Regions from separate parts of the Mus musculus genome. Here all the other regions are linked to region 3. The links are chromatin loops, found by intact Hi-C in ENCODE. Cell type or tissue: heart. All regions are shown on one strand.

Region 1 (8,000 bases), 63 kb after region 3:
TTCATTGAATTCAATTACTTCCAGATTCTCATGATTCCCCAAGAGAAGCAGAGAATGCAATTTGGGGGGGGACAGAGTCAGAAGGGAATAGCATTCTTCTGGTTTCCCATAGGTGGTTCCATGGGGCAGAGTATGACAGCTGAAGATGCTTCGGATAAAAACCACTTGAGAAACAGGATGTATGTGATGGCGAGATAAACCTGGGGAAGGGCACGTGACACTGGCAAAGCACTCAAACCATCACTCCTCAGCAAGGAGATATGGCCAGAAAGGAAAAGGCCTAGCAGGGGATGGGGGAGACACTGAGATGTGGACCAAAGCAAGGCTAAGGATTCGGGAGGTCGTGAGTTCAGTTCATAAGAAGTCTTAAGAATCCAAGACCAGGGGGCTCCTGACCATCCCTAACAGACCTCCAGTGAAAATTGACAGCACTAGTCAGAACTGCCAAATACCCCTGAACGTGAGTTACCCTGTGAACAAGACAGCCATACGGAGAAAGTCTGAACATTTCAGGAGATAGCATGCACACTGAGGTGTGGTTTTGTGGTCTTCAGCTGTCCTGACAAGCCAGATGAGTCTGGGTAGTCAGGGACCATCTGGGGACTGCGCACAGCCCTGCTCTGCAAAATCCAGCATGGGGAGTCTATGCCTCCCAGAAATGTACTCCCTGCCAAGTACATGCCAGGAACCCTAGACCTGGTTCGGAACCAAAGACCCTAACCAGGCATGCTATCCAAGCAATGAGCAAGGCCCTCTAAGTGATGCAAAGGGAAGGGTAGGGTTGGGAACAAAACGAGAACAGTTTCTAGCCATCTTTTTTTTAATATCAACGGAAGCACAGGGATGTAATCTGTGCTTTCTGGTCCCTAGTCCTTCTGGCCTTGTGATATTTACAGATGGGGCTATATTGTCCATAAACCCCACGTTAGAGCACTCAGCTTTAACACCCGCATTCAGCTCACTTCGAGGCCAAGAGGAAGCAAGAGGACAGCTGTCTCTACCAGGTAGGTGAAGGGTTAATCCCAGACAGCAGCCACACAGGTAAAAATAAACAAAGTGCTCAAAGCTGGTCAAACACGGTGACACTGGTAACTGGTGTTAGGGAGAAACAGGGAGCCAGTTAAGGGGTATGGTCTCTGCTCAGATTGACCCCATCACCCTGCTCCCGGTAGTTGCAGATGGAACAGCCATGCACCCATCTCCCTGCCAGGATCTCAGGCACTCAGAGGGCCAGTAATTATTAGCTCCCTAAGATGGCCAACCTCGTGACACCTTAATCCAGATTCCCCTGAACTGACTCCTCTCTAAGTCTGTCATCTATAATCAGATGGTCACATTCCTTGGCACCCCTTGGAGAGGCAGATGATACTGGACACCAACCTAATGTCACCGGCTAATAACCAGGGAGTGTCCTAACAGCACAAAATCATTGAGCGGCACCCGGACAAATCAATAACAAAAAAGCCTGCAGCAGCTTGGTATGAGGCTAGCACAGTCCAGTAAACACATGGAGGCCCAGTCATGACCTTGACCCCAGGCCCTGTGCAGACACCACTGCTGCTCGCCTAGAACTGCTGTTTGCTGTATGACTCAGGTGAGGCATCAGGGCTGGAGGAGCTCTCCCGAGGTCTAACCCAGGAATACACCTTCAGCCAACTGCAAGACCCTGGCTGCTTTCCCAACAACATCTCCTCTGCCCATTCTCTTCCTCTGCCTCCCAATTGCACACATACCTGTCCTGGTGAACCACACCCAAGTGACCTCTCCAATACTCCTATACAGTATTCCTCTGTCTTTCCTTCTCCCCCCCACCCCCGCCCCGCCAAGCCTCCTCCCCCACCCCCACCCCCCCTTAACAAGCTGAATGATCCATACTTGGTGTTTGGCCATTGTCCATTTTCTAAGCCCCATCATTCCCCATGCCCTACAGCTTCCCAAAGGGATGGGTTCTCCCTCCTTCCACCCATTCGGTCCCCAAACCTAGTCCCCTATCAAAACCCATGGGGGTGGGTGGCTCCTGCGTGGCTGCAATCATCACCCCGCCCTGCCCCAAGAATGGCTAAGTCTCACAATATCCAAATTCTGAATGCAAACCGACAGCTGAGCTGGCTAAAGGAAAGACCCCTGAGTGACAGTAAGTACTGGGGTTCAGGGCCCTAGATCCTGTCGGTTGACACACCACCACGGCCTGCACTGGGGGACTCTGAAAACCCTACTATGTGCTGCTTTCGCTCCGGATCAATGGGAAGTTTACAGTGTTTGATGTAAACAGGAGCATCTCTCCACAGAATGAAACAGAAATCCCAGCCACTGAGAACTCTGTCTGTCCAGTCTCACTAGCCCTCTTATCCCAAGCCTCTCACTCCTAGATGGTGATGTGTCACTTGCTTCCCCTGCCACCCACCCCGCCTTGAGTGTCCAGGTCCCCTGGAGCTGGAGGAGAGGCTGGAGGGGCACCGCCTGGCGCGCGCGCATCTGGGCAGTCCGTTTTCAACCAAGAAACCGAACACACTCTGTGTGGTTGTACGTCTCTGGGTACCTGAGTTTTCCATAAGTCTTCTCTACATACAGGACGAGAGGACCTCGCCACGTGTAAAGCAGGCAGGGATACCCTTTCCACTTTCAGCCCCGGCGGAAACTCAATCAGCTGGCCTAGACCAGGATCTGAACACACAGCCTCCTCCCTCAGTTTGGTCACCGGAAAACCTCCCAGGCCACATGGCCTGGGAGCGACAGCTCTGCCCACTGCCCCAAGTCCCAGCTCCGGGGGACCCAGGCCTGCCGTGGTGCCACAGGAACAGATGCATTCTCCGCGCCGCCTAGGCATCCCTCTGGACCTAGTGGACAACGTGCGCGCCGCGATGCGGACCGCAGAGGAACGGGAGAGCTGGGAGGCTCAGCCCGCCACGGGTCCGGGCCCCTGGGGCCCATCAGCCCAGCCTGGGGCTCCCCTTCAGTGCAGGGAACCCCTCCCCCTTCCTCTCCCAGGCCCCGCCCGACCTCGGCGTTCCCCAGAGTAGGGAGGCGCTGGAGGATACCCGCAGAAGACACTTACTTAAGAGGCTACATAGTTTCACCTCTGTGCTACGACAGCACCTCCCGGACCCTGGGCTGGGACCTGAGTGCCCACCACCCGGGTGCGGTGGCTCCACTCTTCAGCCTACCTCTTTACTCCGCCGTTGGGCGGAACCCTGCTCCAGTCTGTCCAATAAGAGGTCGTTTTAGTCGAGACTGACACGTAAACAGAGCAATCATTAAGTCTAGTTCAGTCGGAGGTGGGGCCCAGGCGACTCCGCGCTTCCTACTCAAGCTAGCCCCGCCCAGAACCAGGGAGTGCGCGTGCCCAGAATTCGAGAGGCGGGACCTAAGGAAGATCTGATATTAGGGGTGGGGTCCAAGCTGGGCCCCTGAAATGGGGTTAGACTGTGATGAAGAAGAGAGCTCCAACTAAGTAACAATCCTACCCGGTCGATCGCCCGTGCTACTGGTGATGCAAACTGGAGGTGCCCAGACTTCCGAGCCACCCTACTCTGTTGCCTACAGGGTCTAGTCCCTTGGTCCTTTCCCTTCACTAGCATGGGCTGCGATAAGCTAAGCATTCTTTCTACCGAGTCTCACTTTTCCTCGTCTGCAAAGTAGGAAAAAAAAAAACCTTGAATTTGTAGGGCGCTAAGGTTCCAGAATTATCATGGTAGGGAGAAGAGGGAAAGCCACACTTGATCTACCTGGGCTGGGCCCCGCCTACCCCTGGCCCGGGGGCGGGGAGGGGGCGGGGGGGGCGGGCGGAGGAAGCCCCGGGCCTGGACTGGTGGCTGGAGGCGTGTCCTAGGAAACTGGATCCTGCTGCCCTTGGCCGGGGCTAAGGCGCGCGGCTCGTCTTGGAGACTTGGGGTCGATCAAGGATGGGGTCTTCACTCTGGGCTTCTCAGGGAGCCGCCGTGAAAAAGAAAGTGGTGCAAAGACACTACGCGTGACCCGGAGCGCGTCTGGGGGAAATGGAGGAGCGGATGGGGAGAAGCTAACCAGACTACCCCAGCCGTGGGGACGCCGGAGGCGCACCTCAAGGGTCCCTGGAGAGCTCTGTTGAGAACAGCGGCGAGGACATGAGGAGCTTTCAGTCCGCCCTGCTCAAGGCTGGCATCAGGGCTGGAGGCGACCTACGACGTTGAAGGTTGCAAGTAGGGTACCGCCGGAGGGCAGCGCCATGGCCAGAGAGGAGTGCAAGGCGCTGCTGGACGCGCTCAACAAGACCACAGCGTGCTACCATCACTTAGTGCTTACTGTGGGCGGCTCCGCGGACACTCAGGACCTACGCGAAGAGCTGCAGAAGACCCGCCAGAAGGCGCGGGAGCTGGCCGTGGCCACCGGCGCCCGGTTGACCGTCGCGCTCCGGGACCGGAGCTTAGCTACCGAGGAGCGCGCGGAGTTTGAGCGGCTCTGGGTGGCCTTTTCAGGCTGCCTGGACCTGCTCGAAGCCGACATGCAGCGCGCACTAGCGCTGGGAGCCACCTTCCCGCTGCACGCGCCGCGCCGGCCACTTGTTCGCACTGGGGTGACGGGCGGCTCCTCTGCTGTAGCTGCGCGCGCCCTGAGCGCCCGCAGCCTGCGGCACGAAGCGGAGAGCGACTTCGATGTCGCCGATCTGCCCCAGTTGGAGCGCGAAGTCCTCCAGGTGGGCGAGATGATTGACGACATGGAAATGAAAGTCAACGTGCCCCGCTGGACTGTACAGGCGCGACAAGCGGCAGGCGCCGAACTCCTGTCCGGTGCCAGTGCCGGCGCGTCCTCAGCCGGTGGCATTTCGGTAGAGGAGCGCGCGGGCCCCTGCGACCCCAGCAAGGCCCTGGCTGCCACCGTTTTCAGCGCCGTGCTGTTGGTGGCTGTGGCCCTCGCCTTATGTGTGGCAAAGCTGAGCTGACTGATATCCAACGGTCGTCCGCTGCCCCTTTTCTTTCCAGGGCATGGGCTTCGGGTTTGAACCGTTAAGGAGAGAGGTAGTGAGCCTGAATGTGTGCATATGAACATGATCCTTTCAAAGCCCACCTCTGCCTGGGCAAAACGTGTTTTGTTTTTTAACATGCTGGCCCAAGAGGAGTTAACAGCACAGGGCGGCCAGGCCATTACCTCTAATGTCTGTAGGAGCTTTACCTCCTATTAATAGAAATCGGTCCACAGTGACCCCAGGTCCCTCTGAGTTTGATGGGTTAAGACGTATGTCCCAAGTTTGGTGCCCTCACGCTGGTTGGTAGCACTCATTCTGTTTTAGACGAGACAATTTTGTTAAGGTGTGGGGTTGTATCAAGCATAGTGGTGGTGGGGGAGGGAGACATTTTGTTCCCTAGACAAGAAACCAGTTGCAGTAAGATGCGCGTGGGTTTTGTTACCTTAATCCTTTGGGGCCTAGGCTTTGGGAGTGTGTACGGATAGAGGCTCGTGCAAAGTGCTTTCTCTGTGATACACTACTGCACTTGGCAGAGCCTGCCTATTAGTCACCAGGAGCTGCAGCTATGAGAGGTTTTTGTGTCGTGACCCCATTTAGGGTCACAGCCAAGAAGGTTGTGGTGTATCCTCTGCACACTTGCTTCAAGAGAAGACCGCTCCATACTCATCCCCGGATGGGGGAGGGACAGGATGGTGCTGCTTTGGGAAGGGCCACACGGCTATGTAAACAGGCACGTTCTCCTTCTCACCGGCTTACTTTATCCCAGAATTAGACCACAGTGTTTGACCCTCCTTTGAGGGAGGGCTGGGGAATCCTCTTTGAAGCTCTTAATCCTATCTATCCCTGGAATTTACTCGATAGCCAATAGGAACGCTAGTTTTCTAGAGAGCTGCCCAACTGTCTGACCCCATGTTACAGGGAAGGGCGATGCTGGTATCACTAGTAACCAGGGGTTGTGAGCCTGGCAGCTGAGTTCAAAATGTAACAGCTTTAATTTGGAATTTAAAGAGCTTTAAACACTCGCATGCGTACACACACACACACACACACACACACACACACACTATCTGAAAGAATGTAAGCACGTTAGTACCAAAGTTGGGTTGCATGTTTGTTTTTGTATAAAGGAAACTGGGCCACAAGCTCATAGATGCCAAGTGAGTCAAGCTTAGAGAACTTTTACATTGTATATGTAGTCTGCTAAATATGAATCTGCATCTGCTTTTTTCTAAAACCCTGGGGACCAGCGAGATGGCTTAAGAGGTAGAAGTATGTACTGTATCGGGACATAGTAGTGCACACTTTTAATCCTTGGAGGTAAAGGCAGGAGGATCTCTGAGTTGGAGGGCAGCCTGGTCTGCATAATATCCGGGACAGCCAGGGCTACACAGAGAGACCCTGTAACACACACACACACACACACACACACACACACACACACACACCACACGTAGGTATTGCACTTGCAGAACATGCAAGTTCTGTTCACAGTATTCATCCACCCACTGCCAGCCAGCAGTTCGCAACTGCCTGTAACTCCAGCTCTAGGAGAGGTCTAGCCCCCTCTTCTGGACACCTCAGGTATTTGTCCCCATGGAGGCACACTATTCACACATGCACATAACCAAAACGGAAACTTTTACATCTATATTCCTGAATAGAGACTGAATTTTAAGATCATAGCTCAAACTGCCAGAACCCTCCACATAAAAGGCAGAAATGGCCCCTGCTTTCCACCGGTAAAGGATGAGATGTGAGAAATGCTCTCTGCCTTCCTGGAGGGGCTTGGGGAAGTGGTACTGAGAAAGCAGATGCATTTAACTTTCAAATGGTTGGTGGGACAAAAGCAAAGATCTGCTTGGCTAGAAATGGGATTTCCTTTTAACCTCTGAAAGTGAGAAAGAGGGGGTGTTACCGCCACTCTTTGCACTCCTTAGCCATTCTTTGGATATTTAATGAGCTGGGTCATTAGATGTCCACCTGTGATGGTTCTTAGATGACTGCAATTCATTGCAATGTTGCAAAAGGTTGACTTAAACTAAACATTCCTCTAGTAGACCTGTGAACCCAGGAAACTCACTGAGATTGAAAATGTTAAACATGAGGTGAAGTCCTTGGTGTTATGATGCTGTCTAAGAAAGCTGCTATAGGACATAGGCAAAGTCACCTCTTGCCTTGTAAAACTGGCTATCTTCTAACTAATATGTCTTCTTGTGTTTGTGAGCTAGCTTGCTGATAGAATCCTGGTTCTATTCATACTTGGATGTTGAGGTAATTCATCTTCTATAGACATTTGGTATGATCTCATACTTGGTATAATTGACAAGAAAAAAAAACCAAAATACATCAGTTAGGCTGGGTTCTGTGCAGGCCTGATACTTCACAATGATACAGGAAGATCACACGTTCAAAATTAGGTTGGTCTGGAGTGTGACTTCAAGGCCATCCTGGGCAACTTAGACTCTATCTCAAAATAAAAGATGAAAAGAGGACTGGGGTTATAGCCTAATGGCGGGGTACTTGCTTAGCGTGCTTGAAGGTTCAGATTCAATCATTATACCCCCCAAAATGTATTAACCAATATTAAGAAGGCAGAACCTCGGGGTGTCAAGGCACCTATCAAGGGAGTGAGCTATGAGTCAGCAGTGAACTGCTAATGACTACAGTAGTCATAATGCAGCAAGAATATGCTCAGATAATTGGTTTTCTAAGACAGAATCTCACTGTGTAGTCCTAGCTGTCCTGGAATTCAGTTTGTAGACCAAGCTGCCCTTGAACTCCTGGGACAACTCCTAGATGCTCCTTCCTCTGCCTCCTGAATGCTAGGATTAAAGGCATATGCTACCCTGCCTTGCTTTGTAGCCCAGACTGGCCTCAAAGTGATGAGCCTCCGTGCCTTGGCCTCTTCAGAATACGCTACTGATGTGGGCCCCCACAGCCATCTGGATGATTTCTGTTTTTATGTATTATAAAAGTTTAATTGCCACAAGGGAAAATACTTAGGGTAGAGTTAAAGCCAGAGCTTTGTGATTCCCCTATGGGTTACAGGATGCTGTGT
Region 2 (8,000 bases), 250 kb after region 3:
CTCCCTGATAGCGATCCCGCCTCGCTCCTATCTCAGTCTTTAAAACCTGCACATGAAGGCAGGAGAGATGGCTCAGTGGTTAAGAGCATGGTCTGCTCTTCCAGAGGTCCTGAGTTCAATTGCCAGCAACCACATGTTGTCTCACAACCATCTGTAATGGGATCTGACACCTTCTCTTGCTATGCAGGCATACATGCAGATAGATCACTCATATAAATAAATCTTTTTTTTTTTTAACCGCACTCGAAGGCCTGGAACTACTCACGAACTGGCTCCGGCGGTTCCTGCGGAAGCTGAGGAGCATCCTGGCTGAGAGCTGAGGGCTGCGGGTTGAGCCGCCAGGCGCTGGACTAGCTGGAAGGTAGACCCCGCAGCCTGCACAGCTCCCCACAGCCTAGCTCCCGCGGACCCCCGACTTTACAACAAGCATGTCTCACATTGGCTCTGTTTTGAGTCTCAGCCTATCAGAGTCAATTTTACTGCCACCCGTTGCTCTTGACAACCCAGCAAGGCGTCATTCAAATTCCAGCCAGAGAGGAAGCAAGCTGAGACTTCCGTTCGATTATTGGCTATAGTAGACGCCCATCTTTTACCTATCACCCAATAAAACGCTGGCCAGGGCGGTCAGAATTTTAAAGAGGGCTCCCGGGCTGTGGGAACCCGGAAGTGGCAGGGCCTCAGGTGAGGTCCACGGAGATTCTAGACCCCGGCGCAGTGAGCTTCCCTGCCTTTGTAGCCCTGGACAGGAACCGAATAGAAGGACAGGGACCGAATGGAAGAGCCACCGTAAGCGTCCTGTTAGGACACCAGAGCTAAGGGAGGTGCTTACAAAGAGGGACGGAGTCACTCAAACAGAAATCTCCCGGGTTTAGCTCGGGGTAGTGGCGCCCGGCTGTCATTTTAGCACTTGGGCTGCTGAGTTCAAGTCCAGCTGGAGTCAACTATCAGTACAGAGCCAAGCGTGATAAGAAGACCCAGTCTTATTTTGAAAATAAATAATCTCTTGAATTCAGACTTCGGTTGAAGTAGCTCAGTGCCTGAAAATCCACTCTACAGATCCTGTCAAAGAGGTCCCGACTTCGTGTAGAACTGTGTGCAACAGCGCCTGCTCTAGTGAGACCTTGCATTTTCCTCATTTAGACCAAAACCACGGATGGAAAGGAACCCGCCTGATGGGACCGGTCCGGTCCACGTGCCACTAGGACATATTGTGGCTAGTGAAAAATGGCGCGGGTCCCAACTGGCTCAGGAGATGCAAGGTCAGTGAGCTGTCTTCTGTCATACCCCTTTCTTCCCAGCACGTTAAAAGAGAGAGTGAGAGAAATGCTGGGTATGGTGATGTTCCTTTGCAATCCCAGCACTCCTGAGACTGAAGTAGGAGAATCATTGCGTTAGAGACCAGCCTGGGGCTACATAGCAAGTTCAAGGCCAGCTTGGGCTATGAGAACTTGTCTCAAAATAGTTACATAGACTAAAATGAAAGGGGACTGGAGAGAGAGCTCCGTGGTTACGAGGACTGGCTTATCTTACAGAGGATCGTGGTTTAATTCCTAGCACCCACATGGTGGCTCAAGGAGTCAGACTCCTCCCTCTTCTGGCCTTTGGGGGCACTAGGCTTGCACATGTGCACAGACATATGCGAGCAAAACCTACATATAAATCTTTGGGTTTTATTTTATTAAAAAGGAGGTTTAGGACAGGTGGTGGTGGGTCACACCTTTAATCCCAGCACTTGGGAGGCAGAGACCGAAGGATCTCTGAGTTCAAGGCCAGCCTCATCTACAGAGTGAGTTCTAGAACAACCAGGGCTACACAGAGAAACCCTGTCTCAAACCAACAAAAAGCGGGGTGGGGGCTAGAGATGGCTAGATCCCCATCTGTTTTCACTGAGCTGTTCATTACTGCCTGTAATTCCAATTCCAGAAGATTTGATGCCCTCTCATGGCTTCTCAGGGTACCTTCATGCACGAACACACACATACACACATATACACACATTTAAAAAAATGAATCTTCGCACAAAAAGTACATTTCAATTGTTGCTGCCTTGTTAACCTGAAATTTCTAAAAACGAATTTTCTTGTCTGTTTTTTAGGAAAAGTTAGACTCATTTTTGAGGAGGGCCTGGCATCAGCAGATTTTTACCTGTCTAGCAAATCTTGCATTCTCTATGTCACTGAAGCAGATTTGGTGGCCGGACATGGCTACAGAAAAAGACTCGCTCGCTTTAGAAATGTAAGTACCGAGGTGCTAAAATCTAGCATCCCCTCTCTTCAACCGTCCCAAGCGCTGAGTGATAGCTTTCTGAACTGTGTTACCAGAGCTGTGTTCTTCTCTTTTGAAGTCCTCACATCTTCAAGGGATCATAATAGTTGAGAAGACCCAGATGAGTGAACAGTATTTCCCAGCAGTCCAGAAGTTTACTGTGCTAGACCTTGGGATGGTGCTGCTTCCAGTGGCCAGCCAGTCGGAAGCATCCTGCCTCATTATCCACTTGGTAAGTACCAGACTTCTCCTTTATAATATCCCAGAAGTCCAGAAGATGCTCAATTTACCCCAGATCCAGACTTAACCAAAGCTGCCTTTAGTAGCCCTGGCTGTCCTGGAACTCACTTTGTAGACCAGGCTGGCCTCGAACTCAGAGATCCTCCTACCCTTGACTCCCAAGTGCTGGGATTAAAGATGTGCACCTAACTTCAAAATAAACTTTGACACAGGCTCTCACGTAGTTGAGATTGCAGGCGTGTGTCACCACACGGGGCCTTAGGCAGTGCTGAAGGTTGAGCTCAGTACTTACTGCATGCAGAGGCAAACACTCTGCCAGCCAGTGACACCTCCACCTGGTTTACGGAAACTGTTGCACTTAGGACTGAAGGCTGTCAGTCAGAGCTCTGGTTTTGGCCTCCAGGCTGCACTGGTGCCATCACCATTATCCTGCATTTGCACTGGGCAAGATGGCACCGGGCCACTTTGTCCCATTCGCTGTTTAAGTAGCAGCCTTTCTTGGTTTGTTTCTGCGTCCACTCCCCACCCCCGCCTCGACCCACACTGTCCTTGAACTCCTCCTGATCCTCCTGCTTCTGCTTCCCAGGTCCTGGGGATCACAAGCATTTCCGAGACTATGCCTAAGCTCCAGCACTCCTGTGTATAGGCTGCATGCATTGATCTCTTTACAACAAATAAACTAAAACAAACAAACAAAAAACCCTGAGGCTGGGGGATGGCCCAGTGGTTACAACACCTCCTACACAAGAACTGAGGACCTGAGTGTGACACCCCACCCCATCTGAAAATGCTGGACAGGACAACACATACCTGTAATTCTACCCCTAGAGAGAGACAGGCAGATGCCTGTGGCTTGCTAGCCAGCCAGCTGAGCCTGATCAGCCAGCTACAGGCAAAGGAGAGACCCTGTTTCAAACCACGTGGTGCATGGAGACCGAGTGACACGCAAGGTTGACCTCTGGTCTCCATAAGCACGCAATCGATGCTGGCTTCCTTTCCTTTTCCCTGTTCCTGAGTTTTCCAGCTCTTTGCTCTTTATACTTTACCAGGGAGCCTGTTTGCCTTTCGATCCCAGCCTCACTGTATAGTTAGGGTGGCTTGGCACTTTGTAGCCCAGGCTGACTTCTAACTTGCAGTGCTTCCTGAGTACCGGGAGTGTAGGTGCCATGCCCACTGCTCCTGGGAAACGTTTTAAAATCAGTGGCATGGGCTGGCAAGCTCTGCAGAAGATAAAGGCACTTGCCACCTGGGGCTCAATGGAGTTCAATCCCTGGAGCTCATATGGTGGAAGAAGAGAGTCTCTTCCCACAAATTGTCTTCTGACCTCTACATGCATGCTGTGGCACCACGACAAACCCCAATAAAAATTCACAAAAGTCAAATAAAATACATAAATTAGTGTTGGGAGGCAAGATCATGGAACATGCCTACAAGCCCCTGAGAGCCAGGAGGATCATAACTTTGAGGCTATCCTGGGCTACACTATTTATATATAAACTGAATGACATGGAACAACTGTCTTAAGGGGCTAGGGACGTGACACAGTAAACAAGCCACACAGATATTTGGGGGGGGGGGGGGGACAGAGCTCGTGTAAAAAGCCCGCTGGGGAGGTGAAGACAGCAAGATCCTTGGAGTTCACTGGCCTTTCTACCTTGTGGAGCTCTGGGTTTAGTAAGAAAGACCCCCTCTCCAAATAGGGTGGAGAGTAATAGAGGAAGACACCCAATGACCACCTCTGGCCCCCACACCCAGTCATGCACACGTGCACTGCATGTGCACATACATAAACTACACACACTTTTTTTTTTAAAATAAAAACTACCTGTCCACCAGAGGGCGCTCACATCCTTTTCCTTTAATTTTCCCATTCAGGTTCAAGAGCAAACCAGAGAGCCCAGCAAGAACCCTTTCCTCAGGAAAAAGCGCTCCATGCTCTCCGAGCTCTCCCTTGTTCAAACAGTGCAGCAGATCCCAGGGGTTGGGAAAGTTAAGGCCCCCCTTCTGCTCCAGAAGTTTCCGAGCATCCAGCAACTGAGCAACGCTTCCGTCCAAGAACTGGAGGAGGTCGTGGGGCCCGCGGCAGCACAGCAAATCCACACCTTCTTCACCCAGCCTAAGCGACAGCAGCCCCGCAGCTGACTCTGCCTTCAGACTTCAAACTGCAGCGTCTGGTTTCCATATTTAAAAAGAAGGAAAAGTTCCCCTGTCAATGGCAATGGGCTAAAGACAAGGAGAGGACCGATGAGGCTCGCAGTCACCCTGCCTCGGTGTCTGTCTGGGCAGCCACCTGGTGGGGCTTGGGGGTCGCGGGCGGCACTGGCCACTTTCTGCTAAGATGAAGAGGGTCCCCACGGGGATCATCCAGAGACTCATTCCCAGCCGCAGCCAGCTGGAGCAGATTTGTACAAGACTCTCTGCCCTGCCTCTGTCACTGAGAGGCCCTGTGAGGGTCCAGCGCTGAGTAGGGAGTGTCCCCGTTAACCAGTGTCAGGGCCACAGCTCAGGTCTTCTCCACACTCGTCAGGTACCTGTGCTATGGAGTTTCTGCCCGAGTCAACAAACGCCTTTCCTCCCGCATCACCCCTCCCCCCAATCAACACAAGAAAACTATGCTGTGCTTTGGATGACGTGGAAGAAATAATTAGGATGAAATAAAAGCAAAAGAAAAAAGAAAAATTAACTCAAACAATGAACATGACTTTATTTAAATATTTATACAAACAGAGCCCCAGGGATAGCGGGCACACTTTCCTTAAGGCATTTGTGTTCTCCAGATATTGCACAATAGAAAAATATTTAAATCCTTGTTACTTTAAGATCCACAGGCTATATATCCTTAAACTTATCACTTGAACTGTGTCAACCGTGACTCTGTCACAGTGTCATCCAACCTATAGCCCCAAAGTCAAGTTGGTAGATACATCTTACAAAGTCGAGTAGAGGTTTCAACTTGAGTAAGTTTACGTCTTTACCTTGTAAACTGCGAAACTACTACTTAAACCAAGACTCTTAAAATACACAGTTACATACCTCCTACTTTAAACAAAAAGAGCAACGTTTTGAGTATCAAACAGCATATTATCTACCCTGTAGACGGTATCTCCTAACACTGCCACTGTGTTAGCTACTGGTCAGTATGATATAGCTGAGGGGGGCTGATTCTGGAGGAAGGAAAGACAAAATTGGCACTAGACTTCATCTGGGAAAGAACAGTCAAATTATGCAGGGATGACAGAAGATGTGTCATTTCATCTCATGAATTCCCAAGTACTTAAAGCAGCCTGTTTCGGTTTTGTTTGTTTGAGAGAGGGTTTCTCTGTGTAGCCCCAGCTGTCCTGGAACTCACTATGTCGACCAGGCTGGCCTCAAACTCACAGAAATCTTCCAAGCAGCCTGGTTTTAGTTAACACCTCTAACCTGCCTCCACTCAAGAGTCACTTGAACTTAAGAAATCACTACTATACAAATCTAAACACTCGGATATAGTACCAAAGTAGGTGGTCCCAATTCATCTCTCACGGTGCCTGAATATCATAATCACAGCCAAGAAAAACAGTAATAGCAGCTGCTGGGTGGTGGTGGCACACACCTTAATCCCAGCACTTGGGAGGCAGAGGCAGGTGGATCTCAAAGTTCGAGGCCAGCCTGGTCACCAGGGCAACTTCTAAGGCAGGCAGGGCTACACAGAAAATTGTCTTGGAAAACCAAAAAAAACAGCTAAAATATTCAGGCTCTTCTATGCCCTACATTATAGAATAAATAACTGCAGCAATGTGAAAATCCCCATGCGGCTGGGTTTCTCACCAATTTCTAGAGGTCTCTTTTTCATGTTCACAAGCACATCAAAGTTTACAGTCTGAGAAGATGGGGTTGGAGAACAGTCCCATCGCGGCATGGGCGGTTAGGCAGCTGTGGCGACCTCGGTGTGGCCTGTTCTGGCTCCTCCCTTCAGTACAGAGAGCTGTCAGAGTTGAGCAGGCTGAAGGGAGTCGGGAGTTTCTTCTTGTTTTGCGACCTCGCCAGGCCAACCTCGGGGAGGCACAGCGTGCTGGCCGACTTCTGTCTGTTTTTACTAGTGCCCCAACTCAAGAAGGAGAGCTTTTTTGAGATCTTCTTGGTTTTGTCAGCTTTGTCATCATCGTCCATGGACAGGCATATCATGGAGTAAGTTTTCTGCATCCCCACAGAGTAAGTGGCACACTTATTATGCTGTTCATGGGGAAAGAAGAAGAAAAGTGTGAGGCATGACTAGACAGTAATGATGGGCAAATCTGAGACCCAGGATGGTCCAGGTGGCGTTGGGGAGGAAGGAGGAGGAGGAGGAGAACTTCAAGACCAGTCTTGGCTACTCAGTGAGTTGGAGGCCAGCCTGAGTCACAGCAGATGTTGTACTAAGAACCTAAAAGTTGGAGGCTCACACTGTACACGGACGGCATCCTTTCTGAAGGAAGGGTGACAGAGGGTCATCGAGATGGCCCAGTGGGTAAAGATGCTTGCTACAAAGCCTGGTGACCTGAATCCCAGCCTCTGAACCTACCTGATAGAAAGTCATCCTGTGACCTCTGCATGCACACTACAGTACATTCATACACACACACACACACACACACACACACACACACACACCAGGTTGATAGAAATCTAAACCTTGGATGGCTTAAAGAATTATGCCCTGAAAAGCCAGGTCAGAAGAAGTGGCTCAGTAGGTAAAGCATCCATGTGTGGAAGGAGAGAACTGACTCCTACACGTTGTCTCCTGACCACAGAACACACGCCCAGCAAATCAAACTCAGAACTCTGAAAAGCAGGCAGGGGCAGCGTGTGCCACACATCTCACTCCGGATGCCAAGGGAGGGGGGATCGAAGAGCTGTTTGATTTTTAAGACAGGGAACCATAAAGGAAGGTGATTCCCTTTGTGTGCTAGCTGCTTTTATGTCAACTTGACCTAGGCTAGAGCCTTTAGAGAAGAGGGAACCTCCGTTTGAGAAAATAACCTCGTATGTCAACTTGGCCTAGGCTAGAGCCTTTAGAGAAGAGGGAACCTCCGTTTGAGAAAATAACCTCGTAAGATCGGGCGTAGGCAAGCCTACAGGGCATTGATGGGGAAGAGCCCAGCCCAGGGTGGGTGGTGCAATCCCTGGTCTGATGGTCCTGAGGTCTATAAGAAAGCAGGCTGAGAAGGCCAAGGGGAGCAAGCCAGTAAGCAGCGCCCCTCCGTGGCCTCTGCATCAGCTCTTGCCTTCAGGGTCCTGCCCTGTCTAAGTTCCTCCTGTCTTGACTTCCTTTGATGATAAACAGAGCTGTGGACCAAATCAAGCCTTCCCTCCCCAGGTTTCTTTGGTCCTGGCATTTGAGTTGCATCTCCTTTGCCCTCAAAGCTTTTGATGATGAACTGTAATATGGAAGTGTGGACCAAATGAATCCCTTCCTATCCAAGTTGCTTTTTGGTCCTGGTGTTTTATTTCAGCCATAGTAACCTTAGCTAGGACAC
Region 3 (8,000 bases):
TGTCTCATCAATCATCAATCAAGAAAGTGTCCCATAGACATGCCTACAGGACAATCTGATGAAAGCATTTTCTCAATCGAGAGACCTGCTTTCCAGGGGACAATGGCTTGTAGCAACCTTGTAAAACAAACAAACAAAACCTAACCAGAGCACTACCCATAAATGTAAAATATTATTTTTACACTGTTTTGCATGTCTTTACATTATTTTGCATATATGTACTTGAGTGTGTACATGTGCATGTGGGCGCCCCCCAGAGGACAGAGGGTGGTATTGGATGCCCCAGAACTGGAGTTTTAGAAGGTTGTGAGACTCCTGAGATCCTGAGAACCAAACCTCCGTTCGGTCTGCTACAAGAGCAGGGAGTGCTGCTAACCAGTAAACCATCTCTCTAGTCCTGTAAGCACCACTTTTATACATGTTGGGTGGAGAGCATGTGGTTGGCTTTACTGTAGTGGCCTACAAGCAAACTTGCCATGTCCCCAAACGATGGCCGTGTTGTTGAAGAAACGTTTGTCAATTGGGATCTCAGGCTCTGTCATCACTAATCAACTGCTCACACACTGAGTTTGATGTGGGACGGGAGTCCATTGCTCTGTTTGAAAGCTTATACAGCAAAAACACCAGAAGTAAAGAGGTCAGGGAAGAGCTTAACACACTGCCCTGCCAGGAAGCTTCCTAGCTACAAGAAGTCCCAACCAAGCAATCTAGCGTCCATCTACAGCTGCTGGGGTCGGAGACTGCCCAGCTGGCCCGCCTCTTGCATTCTGCCTTTGTTGGAGACTTTCATGCTGCCAGCCATGACATAACTGATCAGCGGAAACACCATAGCTAAGGCACTGCTGGCAAGCAACCATGAAGGCGTGAACCCTGAGGATGGGAGGTGAGAATCCACAACACAGCATGCAGCAAGGATAGCGCTGAAGCCCCAAATCACCCACCAAGCTGGCTGAGGCTTTCTCAGAGTGAATCCATGCCTCTGGACCCAGAATCCAGCTACAAAGACGGATGAGGGAGATTAAAGCTTTGTCTGTGAGGACATACTGTGTGGCACAAAGCAACAGTTACGGGTCTTCTCGGCTTTGTAGCGTAATGAAGAACTCAGTCTCTTTCGGTAGAGTATGGCTCCCTCTGCTGCTGACAGGAGATGGCCAGGGCTCTGCTGCAGGGGACTTGAGGACAATTAAGCAGAGAAGATGGCTTGCCCAGGGAAAAGGCTGGGAGATAAGCATGACAGAGGGACCAGTGAGTGCTGTAAGCATTGCCCCTGTGGGTGCTGGGATTACTGGCCCACTGCTGTCACATAAGCAGCAAGCAGTGACATCAGTGGCCAACACAAGGAGGCCATGAAATAGCTGTGTATCACCTGTGCTTCTACCAAATGCATCCTTCCATCTCTTCCTTCCTTCCTTCTCCTCTTCTTTCCTGTTTGCGTATGTACAAGCCTATGTGCTCTGTATGTCAATGGCCTCTGAACTGAAACACTCCCTCTGGAAGGGAAGGCTCAGGAGAGTCAGGGCATGCCTCCGCTACTTTTTGTCGGTGATAAAATACCATGCCCCAAAGCAACTTATAAAAGGAAGAGTTTATCGGGGCTTATGGTTCCAGGGGAAGAGTCCAAAATGGCATGTCAGGAGGTGGCTGGAGGAAGAAACACAACGACCGCATCTTCAGCCAGGAATGTGGAACAGAGTCCAGTCAGGAAGCAGATAAGGCTTTTAAAAGCCCACCCCTGCTGCTGATGCACTTCCTCCAGCGAGGATGAACCCCCTAAAGGTTCCATAACCTCCCCAAACTGCACTACCAGTTAGGGACCACGTGTTCAAACACACCCATCAATGGTGCACATTTCTCATTCCAACCACTACAGAAGTAAACAAATGCATCATGTCTGGGAGAATGAAAATTTGGGGGATTCTGGAGGGCTGTTCTCCAGTAAACAGCTGACAGGAGGGAGCCCCAGGGCTGCGACTTTCATGAGCCACAACTGCCCATGGTGGGATGGACTTTTCAAAAAGTCTGCTCTTTGAGTCATTCTTACTCTTAGGAGTAACCCTCACACCCACTCCTGTTGAGAACCTCAGTAAAAACCCTATGGTTCACAAATTTAGATTTTGGTTGGACTCTTATATTGGTCTGTCTTTATGGTTCCCTTTCTGGGCTGATAGACATGTGTATTGTGTCTTCCTAGGGAGCATCTGCCACACAAGACTGTACTTGTGTGTTTGGATATGTGTGCACATGGAGATCAGAGGTTAACAATTGGATGTCTTCCTCAGTCATTCTTCACTGTATTTTTTGAGACAGGGTCTTGAAATGAACCTGAAGAGCGGCACTTTGAACAGACTGTCTGGGTCTGCCTCCCCAGGGTTGGGATGCTAGGCTGTATTCAGATAGGCTTTTGAGGGGAGGAGATATTAATGCAGGTCACCACACTTAGGTGACAGGCACTTTTACTACCTAAACCATTTCCTCAGGTCCAGGTGCTTGTGTTCTGACCTAGTTAATAAACGGTGACATTTACCAAAGTAAGGAGAAGTAGAAGGGACAGCTGATGAAGAAGTCAAGGGTTAACTACGGGTATGTTGAGTTTCAGATGCTATTAGAACTATGGAGAGGTTGACACAGGCATTTGAGAAAGATTAGGAGCTGTAGCTTTGTTGGAGGAGGTGTGGCCTTGGAAGAGGTGTGGCCTTACAGGAGGTGTGGCCTTGGAGGGGTGTGGCCTTGGAGGGGTGTGGCCTTGGAGGAGGTGTGTCACTAGGGCTCTGAATTTTCAAAATAGTAGTTGTCTCAAGACGTGAGATCTTAGCTGCTGTTGCACTGTCATGCCTGCCTGCTCATTACCATACTCCCCACCATGATGGTCACGGACTCTAATTCTCTGGAACTGTGAGCTCCAAATTAAAAGCTTTCTTTTATTAATGGCCTTGGTCATGGTATTGTATCACAGTAGTAGAAAAGCAACTGTCTGGTTTAGGATTTCTATTGCTGTGAAGAGACCCCATGATCACGGCATCTCTTATAAAGGAAGGCATTTGATTGGGGCTGGCTTATAGGTTCTGAAGTTTAGTCCATCATCATCGTGGCAGGGAGCATGGTGTAGTGCAGACAGGCATGGTACAGGAGAGGTCGCTGAGAGTTCTGCATCAATAGGCGAGCAGCAGGGAAAGTAACACTATGGCGTGAGCACACTTGAAACCTCAGAGTCCCAGAAAAACACTTCCTTCCAACCGAGACACACCTACGACAAGGCACACCTCCTAACTGTGCCACTCCCTAAGAGCCTCTGGGGGCCATTTTCTTTCAAACCACCACAGTCCCTAACACAGCAATTCCATCCATAGATACATATTTAAAATAACTGAAGGCAGGATTGCAGGCAGGCATTTGAACACATGCATTGATAGTGGCTTTACTCACACTAAGCAAAAAGTGAACAAGGTTAAACTGATGAATACATCTAATGTGCTTTGTACAGTAAATATGTTCAGCCAGGAAATAATGAAATGGGGGAGGGGAGAGCTTGTTTGGTTGGAGCCAAAGTCTCACTATGTAATGGCAAGCTGGTCTTCAATTCCAGATCCTCCTGCCTCAGACGCCCCTGGATTGGCCGACTTTAAAGGCACACACCCACCAAATCCAATCAAGAATGAAGTTCTGTCTCATGGTACAACATGGATAAAAAACTTGAAGGTGGTATATGATTGGTCAAATATGCCAGCCATAAATAAATAGTGCTTGAATAGGCAATTTTATACAGACAGAACATTGTTTTGTAATGGGAACCAGGGATAATAAATAATTTCTATTTAGTGAGTGGGTGCCAGTTTGTAATGATGAAAAATTTATAGAGAGTAGCCATTGCTCAACAGGGTGGATGTAGGTATATGGGCTAGAGGGATGGCTCAGTGGTTAAAAGTGTGTATTAGTCTTCCAGAGCACCAGAATTCGATTCTCAACCCAATATCAGGTGACTCACAGTTGCTTGGAACTCCAACTCCAGGGGTCCAATGTTTGTCTCCTCAGGCTCACTCATCCCTTACCTCCATATATATATATAATGAAAATGGTTAGATGTATTTGGAAAAATTAAAATACATATACCATAAGCAAGTCACAGGATTGGAGAATTGAGCAGTTTTTTTTTCCACCCACTCCATCCCTTACTGGGACCCTCACTCCAAAATCAGGGTGTGTGTGTGTGTGTGTGTGTGTGTGTGTGTATTGCCATAGTTCACACACACACTCACACACACAGCATCTTCTCAGCAAAGGCCCTTGGGGGTTGGGGTAAAGCAGACAGGGCGTCGACTAAGGAGTTTACACCTTGCAGAACTGCGCCATTGCCAGTCCTAGGAATCATTAGGGTGGGGCGTGTTAACGCGCAGTTCAGAGCCTGGGAACCCACAAGCGCCCTCTTAGAGGTTCTGCCCCTTTTCCCATCGCAGGATCGGTCCTCTGCAAGGCACCCTGGCCGAGGCCCGGCAGCCCCAACTCGGCACTCGACTTTTGATGCCTGAGCATCACTCGCGTCTGCGCAGTCGAAGGCGCCGGGCTCGAGTCTCCGGCCGAAGCGATTCCAACCGAGTGTACCGGAGGGCGGCTGCGGCTGCGCGACCCCCGACGGCCGCTGCGCCTGCGCGACGTGGGACAGCCGCGCCATGGCGGACGAAGAACTTGAGGCGCTGAGGAAGCAGAGGCTGGCCGAGTTGCAGGCCAAGCATGGAGTGAGTGAGCGAGCGGGCGGGCGGGCGAGGTGACGCCCTCGCCCCAGGCACAGGCTCTCGGCGTTTGCTCGTGGGACCCCGGCTTCCGCGTACCCCATGGCAACGTGTGTGTGCCCACGGGGATGGGGGTGTCCCCGGAGGTCACCGCCGCCTCCTCGGCTGCCGTAGGGTCCCGCGTGAGGCTTGTGCGGGTTGGGGTGTGCGCGCCTTCGAGTCACCCCCCACCCCACCCCCCAAGTCTCGGTTTTCGCTGCCGTCGAGCCTCAGGCGATCCTCGCCGGGATTGGGGTGTCCTCGGATTGGGGGGGGTCTTGCCGACCGGAAGCCCGCGCTGTGTAGAGGGGGATCCTCTGAGCTCTGGTGCGGAGGACGCCGCTCTGACAGCGCCTCCCCGGGCGGGAGTCGAACCGCGGACTCCAGAGATGGTGCTCAGCCCCTGCGGTGCCGGCTAGGAGGGAGTAGCGGGTTGTAAACTTGCCTTGGGACAAACGCTAGTGGTGGTGGGTGACCTCAGTGGCAAGCATTTGAGCCTTTGAGCCAGCATCTTTCGTGCCAAGCCAGGGTCTCTTTTTTCCAGTCTTCTCACTGGTTAAAAATAGGGCTCCATGATACCGGGGCCTTTTCAGGAATGTGTGCGTTCTCAAACATTCTTTTAGATTGTGACTTGAGACGCTTGGGAAATGTGGGGCTGGGAGTGGGGGTTAGCCTGGGCCACAGTGCTTACCTAGCATACACAACACCCTCTCTTCCCTGAGTTCCACCCTCAGCCCTTATTTAATAAAACGAACACAACATTGCAAATGGAAACTGACTTATTGATTTTTTTTTTTTTTTTTTTTTTTTTTTTTTGGTGAGGTCCAGTTTCCACCTCGGGAACCTATTATAGCAGAAAGAATATCGAATAAGCCCTTTATTTTTGTTTTCATTTATTTGGTATTTTACTTTATTTTGAATACGGTCTCTGTTTATAGCCCAGGCTGGCCGGTAACTTGAGATTCTTGTGTCTCCTAAGTGCTAACTATGGTGACAAATGTGCCTCACCCCACCTTTCCCTGACCCATGTGTTCTTCTCTCTTCTTTTGAAGTTCCACTCCATTAAAAGGTAAAAATTATTTTTTTTTCAGGATCCTGGTGATGCAGCCCAACAGGAAGCAAAGCAAAGGTAGGGCTGGAACTAGAACTTTCTGGAAGAGTGGTTTCATAGATTGAGCTTTTGGCTTTTATTTAGTAGTTGGAATTGGTCCGTGACTCTTAGTGAATCTCAGAACCTAGTGATTTTCTACTAAGCCTGCTTGAAGGTAATTCCCTTTTTAGTCTGATTCAGTAAATACCCACGGAGTTCCAGTAAGACCTCACTTTGAAGTTCTGCCTAAGCCCAACAGTAAATAACCTCATAGGGATTCTAGACCCAAGGCCTCCCCGTGAGCGGTCCGTGGACACTAACTTACTCTGCTGTTTTACCCCTGCGCGTGGCAGAGCACTTTCACTCAAGTTCAAGCATGCATTTGACGTGACTACTTCACACCCTGCTTTTGCCTCTCCCGTTGTTTGGGGTGTGTTCAGATCTGAGCACTAAGTCCCTTGCTCCCCACTCTCTTTGGCAACCTTCACGGTTAACCCGTTGGAAGTCCACATTCTCAAAGCAGGTTGTTTGGTTTTCCCTCTCTAATCAGGACTCCTCATCTAGGGTCTCTTTTATGCTTTGAGCGCATAAAGCCGGTGGTGGCTCACGCCTCTAACCTCCCTGCTTGGGAAGCAGAGACAGAAGGATCTCAAGTTCAAGGTCTGCCTGGATAGCTTAGCAAGACCCTGTGTTAAAGTGATTATATATATATATGAAAAAAAAAAAAAAAGGCTGGGGCTGTAGCACAGTGGTCGAGCATTTTCTAGCATATGCAGAGCCCTGGGTTCAAGTACTGATAAGGCATAAACAGATTGGTGCGTCTTATGGACCATAGCATCTTAGATTCAGGAACTCTTGAGAAGGTGGCCTAAGGAAATAAATTAAGTCTGGTTCTATGAGCCCTTGATAATAGGCATAACCAGCCCCAGCCGTCCCTTAATTCTGCCAGACCGTATCTGCTACTGTCTTTTGTGTAGTGTGTTCCTCAGAGAGATGTTTTAAGTCTCCTACTTAGAGTAGTGGTACAATCCAGTGGTCCTTCCACTCAGGAGGCTGAGGAAGGAAGTTGAAGAATTTGAGGCCAACCTTGGCTACATAGTGAATTCTGAGCCTGCTTGAGCTCCATAGCTAAATCCTGCCTCCAAAAAGGTTTGAAAGCAGTGTGCCACAGTTCCTACTTGAGTATTCAGGAAGAAGCGATGCTTGCAGAGTTACAATTTCACAGGATCTGGTTCTGCCCCTGCCACAGTGTTTCAGAATCTCCATAAGTCTCTGCGTCCTCCCTAAAGAAAGTCCACTTGTCTGTCTAACTGCCGAGGCTCCACTCAGGCCCGTAGCACGTGTCACACTGGATACTTACTGTTGGTGATGGTTGCTGCCCTGGACTACCACCTCATGAAATAGTGTCCTGCCATTCTCGTAGTTTACATCCACAGCTGGCTCCTGGAAGGCAGAAGCACCTGGCACCATGCAGTCGGAACTAGAGGGGTCTCACGGTGGCTCGCTGGATGGCTCAGGGGGGAGCATTTGCCACCAAGCCTCATGATCTGAGGTCAAGCTTCAGGACCCACATAGTGAAAGGAAAGAACTGACTCCCAAAAATTGTTCTGTGACCTTCAGATGTGCACTGTGGTGTGCCCACCCCAAACTCCAATAAATAAATGAATGAATAAATGTAAAGATTTTTTAAAGAGACATTGAATAAATGTTTTGTGCATTCAGATGCTGACAGCTTAGTTCTAACCTTGTGTGACCTATGTTTCCTTGTAGGGAAGCAGAAATGAGAAACAGTATCTTAGCCCAAGTTCTGGATCAGTCAGCCCGGGCCAGATGTAAGCATCTTCAATTTCTTTTCTTCCCATAAAATTGGCTTGAGGTAATTGGATGTGTAGATACCCACGTGAAGTTACTGCTCTGATCAGAGTGAATGTTTATAAGAAGTATGACATTTATAAATCTGGAGAGAGATTGTTTTACAATTGAAACACCATTCCTTACGAAGGTGCCCCTTGACATTTTTTCAGAAAAGTTTGGAGGGATTGACTCTTGAACAGAGTCAGTCACAGCAGTGTTGCTAGTTGTCATGGTCATGGGAGCTAGGGATTGATTGTATTCTGGGTGTCGGTGTGATGTCTGGAGTTTTCATA
Region 4 (8,000 bases), 92 kb after region 3:
CTACATTAGCTCATTTTTAACCTGCCTTACTGGCTCAATGGCTGGGCTCTTCTAAGCCTCCCTTGGCTAGCGTGACCTTACCTTTCTTTACTCCTTGTTCAACACCTGCAAATCTGCCCTTACCTTAGTTGCCCAGTTACCTTGACTCCTAGCTTGTTATGATCATAAAAGGAGAAAGAAATATAAGAATATGTCCTGGTGAGGTGTGAGGTAAGGGGATGTCTTGGCGGGCCCATGTCAAGGCATTCCTTTCCCCCTGAGGGACCAGTCACATGACCGATCAGTATAGTATAGCATAGAGTTTATTTAGGGCATGGGGAGGGGAGTTAAGAGGGTAGTAAAGGCAGAGAAAGGCAGAGAGAAGGAGAGAGTAGAGAAGTAGAGGCCGGCTATGGACATGTGGGGAGAGGGGGGAAAAGGAGGGGGAGAGAGGGGGAGCAAGAGGCAAGGAGCAAGGGAGAGACAAGAGTAAGAGAACGAGAGAGGGGGGGGAGGGGGCAAGCAGCCCCTTTTATAGTGGGCCAGGCCTCCCTGGCAGTTGCCAGGTAACTGGGGAGGAGCATACCTGGCTACTGCCAGGTAACTGTGGGGGTGAAGTCCAGACAGAATACCAACATAGTTCAACACCTCTAAGTCTGCCCTCAGCTCAGTTGCCCAGTTACCTTCTTGCTACCCAAGACACTTTCAGGCCGTCTTTCCATAGGCTGTTTTCCCTTTCCGCCTACATTTTGGAAAAGTTCCCCTGCAGCTCCAAGTCTGTTCCTACTCTTTCCCCCACGTAGCTCAATTCTCCTCCTCTGCCCCCTCCTCTCTCCTAGCCTGTAGAAACCTAAAAGTCTTGTCTATTTCTTTCCACCCAGTCATTGGCCAGTGGCATCTTTGTTGATAGATCAAAAACCAATTGAGGGCAAGGACCTTCAGCAAACACAGTAAGCACAGATACCCCAATTAAATCAAAGGATCAGAACCACTCCTCTACAGAGTGTAACTTCTGTAGAGACACCAGAGCCAACAAATCTCTGATAGCCAGGCTGCCAAATGGAAAAGCCCCATGTGGTAATTCAGTCATGTGACTCATTAAGGAACGGGATCTATTGAGCCCAGTCAGGCCCTGGATGACATGCTAACCCAAGTCTCATAGGGGAGACACGGAGTCAAAGCCACTCAACCAAATTTTCCCAAATTCTTTATCCACAGAAGGGATAACAAATGCTTATTGTTTTAAGTCACGATGGTTTGGAGTAGTTAGTACATGATTAGTTCCCTGAGCTTGGAAGCTTAGCTCTGTATTTGTATCTCTCTTGATGCTGAGGTTCAATTCCTTGCTTCTGTTTGGATTCTTGGCTACAATCCAGAACGCGATTTCATCTCTGGTTTCATGAAGATGGTAATGCGTCACTACAAAGCCTACGGAGCAGACAGCGATGGTGGTGAGCTGGCTTTGGAGATGGTTAAGATTCAGTTTCTGGGTTGGAGCAATGGCTTGTGGTCAAGAGTGCTTGTTGCTTTTACAGAGGACCTGAGTTCAGTTCCTAGAGCCTACTTTGGCAGCTCATAATTTCCTGTGACTTCAGGTCCATGGGTATCAGACACCTCTTTTAGCCTCTGAAGGCACATGGACTTCTGTGCAATTCAAACACTCGAATACACACACACATACACACACAAATAAATGAAAAACCCAGCTTCTTTCTGACTGTGCAGATGCACATTAGGACTCCATAGGCTGATTTTGAACAATCAGATGCATGAGGCCGTCTTGGCCTACACCGTCAGGCACTGTCTCAGAAAACCACAGGCATTACCACAGTAATGCCGTATAGAGGTGCGATATTTGCCTAGCACAGCCAAAGGTGTGGTTATGACCCTCTAGCACTACAAAAATAAATGCATGAGCACCACGTCTGCTGCTTCGCTTTGTACTCCAGGCCTTGGTTGATTTGTTCTAGAGTGGCCAGAATCTGGGAACAAGACTGCTGCTATCAAACCAAACACTAAGGGTCACAAAACCACAGAGCCATTTTAGTGAATGTGCCCTTCCTGAAAAAGTTTAATCTCTTGTGTAACAGGTTAGGCATCTGTAGTAGTAACTTTTTAACCTTATTGGCGTTGGCAAGTATTACACAAGTATACTGACAAAGCTTGCAGTGTCTCACACATAATATTATCACTCTGGGAAGGTCACCAGCCTCTTAAGTCAGAACTTAACTCCTTCCTATCCATTGCTCTGCATAGTCAGTCAAGTACCACATTGTGTTGTCTATTTCCCAAATGCACTTTAAACCAGTCCCCTTTTCCTATTCTATTACCATTCTTTTCATTGAAGCTTTTGTTTCTTGCCTAGTACATTCTATAGCCTCCAGGCCAGGCCCACACATCTGAGTCACTGTACAGTTGTCAGTATGTCCTTTAAAGACACGGGAATCATCCTGTTACCACTTGGAGGAAAGAGGATTTTTTTTTTTTAATGTAGGGGGCTGGTGAGATGGCTGGGGGAAGGGGCAGGAGGCAGGTAATGGCACTTGCAGCTAAACCTGATGACCCAGGACATACATTGTCTTCTGGGCGCCACATGCATTCAATGGCACTTGCATAAGTAAGTAATAAGTGTAAAAAAAAAAGTTCCCATAATGACACCTGGGCTCTATAATAGATTTAGAATAAATTTCAGCTCAAATTTCCCGTGTCAGTGCCAAGAGCATCAGTTTAGACAAGGGTAGTCTGTTGGCTCACAGATAGACGGCGGCGGCAGGTTATCTTACTAAGGGCAGATACTTCTCAACCTGTGGCCCCATTTTCTGTTTCTGGAGATGCAGTAAGTACACAGACAGCTCCATCTTTAGACAGGTTAACATTAAAAATAACCAAAGTCAACTGCAAAATGATGAGGCTGGCACACACCTTTATTAGTCCTAGACTTGGGGAGGCAGAGACAAGCAGATAGATCTCTGTGAGTTCAAGGCTAGCCTGGTCGTCTACATAGCAAGTTCCCAAAAAAGCAAGACTACATAATAATACTTTCTCAAAACTAACAAAAAACATCTCTATAGCCCCAAGAATACAGCCTAACTCATCCGAAACCCTAAAAATATGTGATCAGTTAGGATGGGATTTACAAGAGTTGGTGACTGAGAGAGAGCTGCAAAAAGGGAGACAGAAACAAGCTGTTTCCAAAAAACAAAATAGAAGTGCAAGTCCTCCAGCCACTTAAAAGTTGGAGAGGAAGCCAGGCAGTGGTGGCGCATGTCTTTGATCCCTGCACTTGGGAGGCAGATTTCTGAATTCGAGGCCAGCCTGGTCTACAGAGTGAGTTCCAGGGCGGCCAGGGCTACACAGAGAAACCCTGTCTAAAAACAAAACAAAACAAAACAAGAAACAAAAACAAAAAGAAAAAGAAAAAAGGAAAAAAGGTTGGAGAGGAGGGGGAAGCATTGCTAGTCTAGGATTAAACATCTCCCACGTAGAAAGAGAACTAATCACACTAAGATAATTTTCCCTGATCCTCAGGTGCTCAGGCAATAACAACATCTACAACTTAAGACAGACTACCCCAAGGGACAGGGACTAGCCAAAGACATTCAAACTACAGAGTAGTTAGTCTAACTTGGCATCTGATCCACCCATTCGTTTATTAGCATGGTTCAAGAGAGCTCCAGACACCTTGGAACCTCCTATACAGGCAACAGGCCAGCGTAGGGGACAAAGTCCTAGTCGTTTGCGTTTAGTGGGAAAGGTTCACAACTAGAAATTATTTTCCACTCCACACTGGCACCCGTGCTCCCAGAGGCTGGCTGGTGACTGCAGCAGCTGTGACAGGGCTGTGACAGGGCGAGAATGACCCTGACTGAAGCGCAGGGCATTCGAGGAGGTGCTCTGGCGCGGGAATCACGCTCCTCCCACAAGTAAACCTCCGGAAGCCGCCAGGCCGGATTTTTCAGGCCCTCAACATTTATAGGGCTTCTGGACACCACTCTACGACCCGGCCACTTCCTAAGGGGGATCTGAAGGACGCCGGCCATGAGCAGCTCGAGCAGCTGGCGGCGGGCAGCCACCGTGATGTTGGCAGCAGGCTGGACCCACTCGAGCCCGGCCGGCTTCCGGCTGCTGCTTCTCCAGCGAGCACAAAACCAGCGCTTCTTGCCCGGCGCGCACGTCTTCCCGGGCGGCGTGCTGGACGCGGCCGACAGCTCACCCGACTGGGTGCGTCTGTTCGCGCCTCGGCACACGCCGCCGCGCTTCGGCCTAGGCCCGGAGCCCCCTCGGCAACCCCCCTTCCCCGGGCTGTCCCACGGCGACGCGGACCCCGCGGCGCTGCCCGATGACGTAGCGCTGCGCATCTGTGCCATCCGCGAAGCCTTCGAGGAGGCGGGGGTGCTGCTCCTGCGGCCGCGGGACGCGGCTCCAGCTTCTCAGGAGCCCAGTCAGGCGCTGTCGCCTCCGGCCGGCCTGGCCGAATGGCGCTCGCGCGTGCGCAGTGACCCGCGCTGCTTCCTCCAGCTGTGTGCGCACCTAGACTGCACGCCTGACATCTGGGCGCTGCACGACTGGGGCGGATGGCTCACCCCGTATGGGCGAACCATCCGCCGTTTCGACACCACCTTCTTCCTGTGCTGCCTGCGCGACATTCCGCGCGTGGAGCCCGACGTGGCCGAGGTGGTGGGCTACCAGGTAGGGGTCGCGGGACCCGCCCCCCGGGATGCGCTGAGCCTTACCCCAGACCAAAGGCGCACGTGCGTGACCTTGCTTTAGGCTCTCAAGGACTCAACTCTCACCCTAAGCGGGGGCGCGGCAATGCTCCCAACTGCCTGTTCTGGACACTTCCCAATTCACTTCATGCCCTAAATCGTTTTCATTCGGGTTTCTAGAACACATTATAGGATTTCAGTCATTAACTTTCTTCTTCCTTCTTCATCTCTTCCTGTTTCTCTGTTCCCGTTTCCTTCGTCTTTCGCTTTCTCTCTCCTTTCCCTTTCCATCTTTCTCCTTTTTCTAACCCCTTTCTCTCTCTGCATGCGCACGCGTGGTAGGTGTGTGTGTGTGTGTGTGTGTGTGTGTGTGCGCGCGCGCGAGTTGGTCTGTCTGTCTCCCTCCATCCCTCCCTCCCTTTCTTTTTCGTGTCACTTGCAATGCACCAGGCACAGTTAGTTAGGCTTCAGGCCTAGGACCCGAGGTCTTGAGTGTGCCACCGCTTCAAGTTCATCTTTTATTTATGCAAAAAAATGTTTTCAACTGCCCGTTATTTTCCTTTTTGTAAAATAAACAAAATGACTTATTTTAAGTTGTGTTCTGGTGTGAGAGTATATGCACGTGAGTGCAGGTGCCCATTGATGCCAGAAGTGTCTAATCACCTGGAGCAGGAGTTGAGGAAGGTTGTGAGCTACCTTGAATGGGTGCTGGGCACTGAACTCAGGCCTTCTGCGGGATGCTTCCTCTCCAGATCTCAGTTGAGCCAGTCTCTCGCGCCACTCCCTGTTTCTTGTACCTGCAGTTACACATATGTTGGACAGCTTGGCCTCCCACTGGACCTGGATGCCTCGTTCACTCATTTCAACCTTTTCCTCTCAGTATTCCAATTGAGTAAACTCAATGGCTGTTTTTTTGCTTTTTAATATTTGATTGTGTTTTTTTGAGACAGGGTTTCTCTCTGTAGCCCTGGCTGTCCTGGAACTGACTCTGTAGACCATGCTGACCTTGAACTCAGAGTTCTGACTGCCTCCGTCTCCTAAATGCTATGATTAAAGGCGTGTGCTGCCACACCCAGCTCAATTGTTTAAGTTTGCTTTTTTTTTTTTTAAATGAAATATCAACTGTAAATAGTATTTCTGGAAGCATTATAGCTGCCTGTAACCTCAGTACTAGAGGATCTGACGCCCCCTTCTGGCCCTCATCTGGTGTACAGATTTCTAAGCAGGCAAAAATACATGAATAAAAAGTAACTAACTATAAAGCGAATTTTTTCCTTTTTTTTTTAATTTAATTTTTTTTTGAATTTTTTTCCTTTTTATTTTATTATGTTGATAGTTCCTTTACATCTTTGGACCAATGGAACTGCTGAGAACAGGAGTTTGTCAGTTTGCCATAACCTAGACTTCCTCTCAGGGGCCTCTTGGTACAGATACTTACAGAGCTTCTGTGATGGAGGATGCAGACCTGCCTGCTTCTCTTGAGTCACTCACAAATGCCTTTTTCATCCTTTCCTTGAAGTACTGTCCAAAGCCTGGGTGTGCTTGCCCAGACATTCTCTAAAGCTACTCTGCTAACCCCGTCCACCAGGTGACCACTTAAAGCATAGCTCTCTCTCTCTCTATCCACCCCATCTCCCTTCTGCTAGCACCTGCTGAGATCTATAGCTTTGTGCTCTTAAACTGTAGTAAAAATTGTCCTTGAGCTTCTCTTTGACCCTGTTTTTAACTTCATCATTTTTTAAAAGATTTATTTATTTATTTTATGTATATGAGTACTCTTGCTGTAGCTGTCTTCAGACACACCAGAAGAGGCCATCGGATCCCACTACAGATGGTTGTGAGCCACCATGTGGTTTCTGGGGTTTGAACTCAGGACCTTAGAAAGAGCAGTCAGTGCTCTTTACCACTGAGCCACCTCTCCAGCCCTAAATTTGTCTTTTTAACAAACGATTTTATTTTATGCATGTGCATGCATTTTAGTTATGGACTGCATTTCCCTGCGCTTGACGTCAGCATGCTCTGAAGTTTTTGAGTGCATGTTAGCATTGTTTTTAGGTCGCTGGATGCAGGGTTTTGTTCTATTCTCTTAACTAGTGTTGCACTCTCCCCGGAAGGCAGTTAAGTTATTAGAGATGGACTTTACCCTTTTGAGGTGTGTTTAAAATGGTTTGCAAGTGGGTCCACAGTAGCATTCATCCTTGGGGCTCATTTCCCTGACGTTCTATTCTGTGGTTCTATTCCTGCTCACTTGAGTGGAAAAGCTCCTTACATTCAAAAAAGGCTTTCCCTCTGTCAGGAATATACTGCTGGGGAAAACTAGAAAACGTCTTGGATCCAGGTGAGCATGAAGAATTTAGTCAGCAACCTCCCAGGTAGTTGCTCTTTCCCTGGGCGTCATCAGGCCCAGGTAAGTAGTCAGTAGAGCTGTGGAGTTCAGTTCTGGGTAGAACTTCTCGGCACATGCTCACCAGATACTAAGTGAGCCTTCCAAGTTCTGCTCCAGTCTGCCCCAGTCTGCTCCAGTCTGCCCCAGTCTGCTCCAGTCTGCTCTAGTCAGTAAGACTCCTGGATGCTACTTAGTCTCCCCCAGTGCTCTTGGACTGGGATTGACTTTAAGCAGATAGGTGGGCTCACTTCATTCTATTATATATTTATTTACTTACTTATAGTTAGGCATTTTTGGTGTCTGAAAATAGATTTTTATTGCCAGGCAGTGGTGGCGCAGGCCTTTAATCCCAACACTTGGGAGGTAGAGGCAGGCGGATTTCTGAGTTCAAGGCCAGCCTGGTCTACAGAGTGAGTTCCAGGACAGCCAGGACTACACAGAGAAGCCCTGTCTCGAAAAAACAAAACAAAACAAAACCAAAAAAAAATTAGATTTTATTGAGTTGCTGTGTAACGTGTGGGTTTAGCTCTTGTGACTGAAAGGATTTTTGAATTTTATTTACTAATTATTAATATTTTAATTGGCATTTTATTGTTGTTAAGTGTTGTTATTTATACTTATTATTTGGTTGTTATTGATTATTTTTGTTTAACACGCATGCAGCTGACCAGAAGAGAGCATTGGATCCCCTAGAACTTGAGTTATGGATGGTTGTGAGCTGTCCTGTGTAGATGCTAGGGACCCAACTCTGGCCCTCTGGAAGAGCTGCAACTGCTTTTAACCACTGAGGCAGTTCTCTAGCCTCCGGTTCTTTCTTTCTGAGACAGGACCTCATTATCTTACCCAGGCAGGACTTCAACTCCTGGACTCAAGCAATTTTCCTGCTTCAGCCTCCTGACTAAGCAGGGCGATTGGTACATGGCAGTGTC

The links. Peaks named below come from ENCODE experiments on the same cell type or tissue, not always from the same donor. Only the 100,000 strongest peaks of a DNase experiment are listed, where the experiment ranks them.
Region 1: it touches region 3 in a loop (2.6-fold over the local background); 11 of 42 quality-filtered maps call a loop at or near these places.
Region 2: it touches region 3 in a loop (2.3-fold over the local background); 5 of 42 quality-filtered maps call a loop at or near these places.
Region 4: a loop joins it to region 3, with 2.6 times the contacts of the local background. A loop is called at or near these places in 17 of 42 quality-filtered maps.

Annotation. Positions count from the first base shown.
Region 1 is chr7:35,581,425-35,589,424 of GRCm38, reverse strand. Rgs9bp (regulator of G-protein signalling 9 binding protein) reads left to right here and starts at 3,843. Exons shown (of 1, transcript NM_145840.3): 1 at 3,843-8,000. The coding sequence starts at 4,205. The coding sequence ends at 4,918. It overlaps Ankrd27 (ankyrin repeat domain 27 (VPS9 domain)), which reads right to left and starts at 3,178. Exons shown (of 29, transcript NM_145633.3): 1 at 3,056-3,178. In heart, a CTCF peak has its summit at 6,515 (motif pointing left); DNase peaks (open chromatin) are centred at 3,234 and 3,834; H3K4me3 peaks cover 3,924 bases; H3K27ac peaks cover 3,216 bases; H3K27me3 peaks cover 2,569 bases.
Region 2 is chr7:35,389,472-35,397,471 of GRCm38, reverse strand. It overlaps Rhpn2 (rhophilin, Rho GTPase binding protein 2), which reads right to left. Exons shown (of 15, transcript NM_027897.4): 15 at 5,185-6,717. The coding sequence ends at 6,457. It overlaps Faap24 (Fanconi anemia core complex associated protein 24), which reads left to right and starts at 705. Exons shown (of 4, transcript NM_178643.5): 1 at 705-1,259; 2 at 2,096-2,235; 3 at 2,345-2,497; 4 at 4,381-5,320. The coding sequence starts at 1,154. The coding sequence ends at 4,647. Cep89 (centrosomal protein 89) reads right to left here and starts at 409. Exons shown (of 19, transcript NM_028120.3): 1 at 266-409. The coding sequence starts at 304. In heart, a CTCF peak has its summit at 4,342 (motif pointing right); DNase peaks (open chromatin) are centred at 541 and 1,233; H3K4me3 peaks cover 1,753 bases; H3K27ac peaks cover 1,479 bases.
Region 3 is chr7:35,644,036-35,652,035 of GRCm38, reverse strand. It overlaps Pdcd5 (programmed cell death 5), which reads left to right and starts at 4,554. Exons shown (of 6, transcript NM_019746.4): 1 at 4,554-4,730; 2 at 5,855-5,892; 3 at 7,624-7,685. The coding sequence starts at 4,665. In heart, CTCF peaks have their summits at 242 (motif pointing left) and 4,600; DNase peaks (open chromatin) are centred at 2,717 and 4,545; H3K4me3 peaks cover 1,843 bases; H3K27ac peaks cover 1,340 bases.
Region 4 is chr7:35,551,822-35,559,821 of GRCm38, reverse strand. It overlaps Nudt19 (nudix (nucleoside diphosphate linked moiety X)-type motif 19), which reads left to right and starts at 3,894. Exons shown (of 3, transcript NM_033080.2): 1 at 3,894-4,668. The coding sequence starts at 4,018. In heart, a CTCF peak has its summit at 5,879 (motif pointing left); DNase peaks (open chromatin) are centred at 3,861 and 4,391; H3K4me3 peaks cover 2,246 bases; H3K27ac peaks cover 2,510 bases.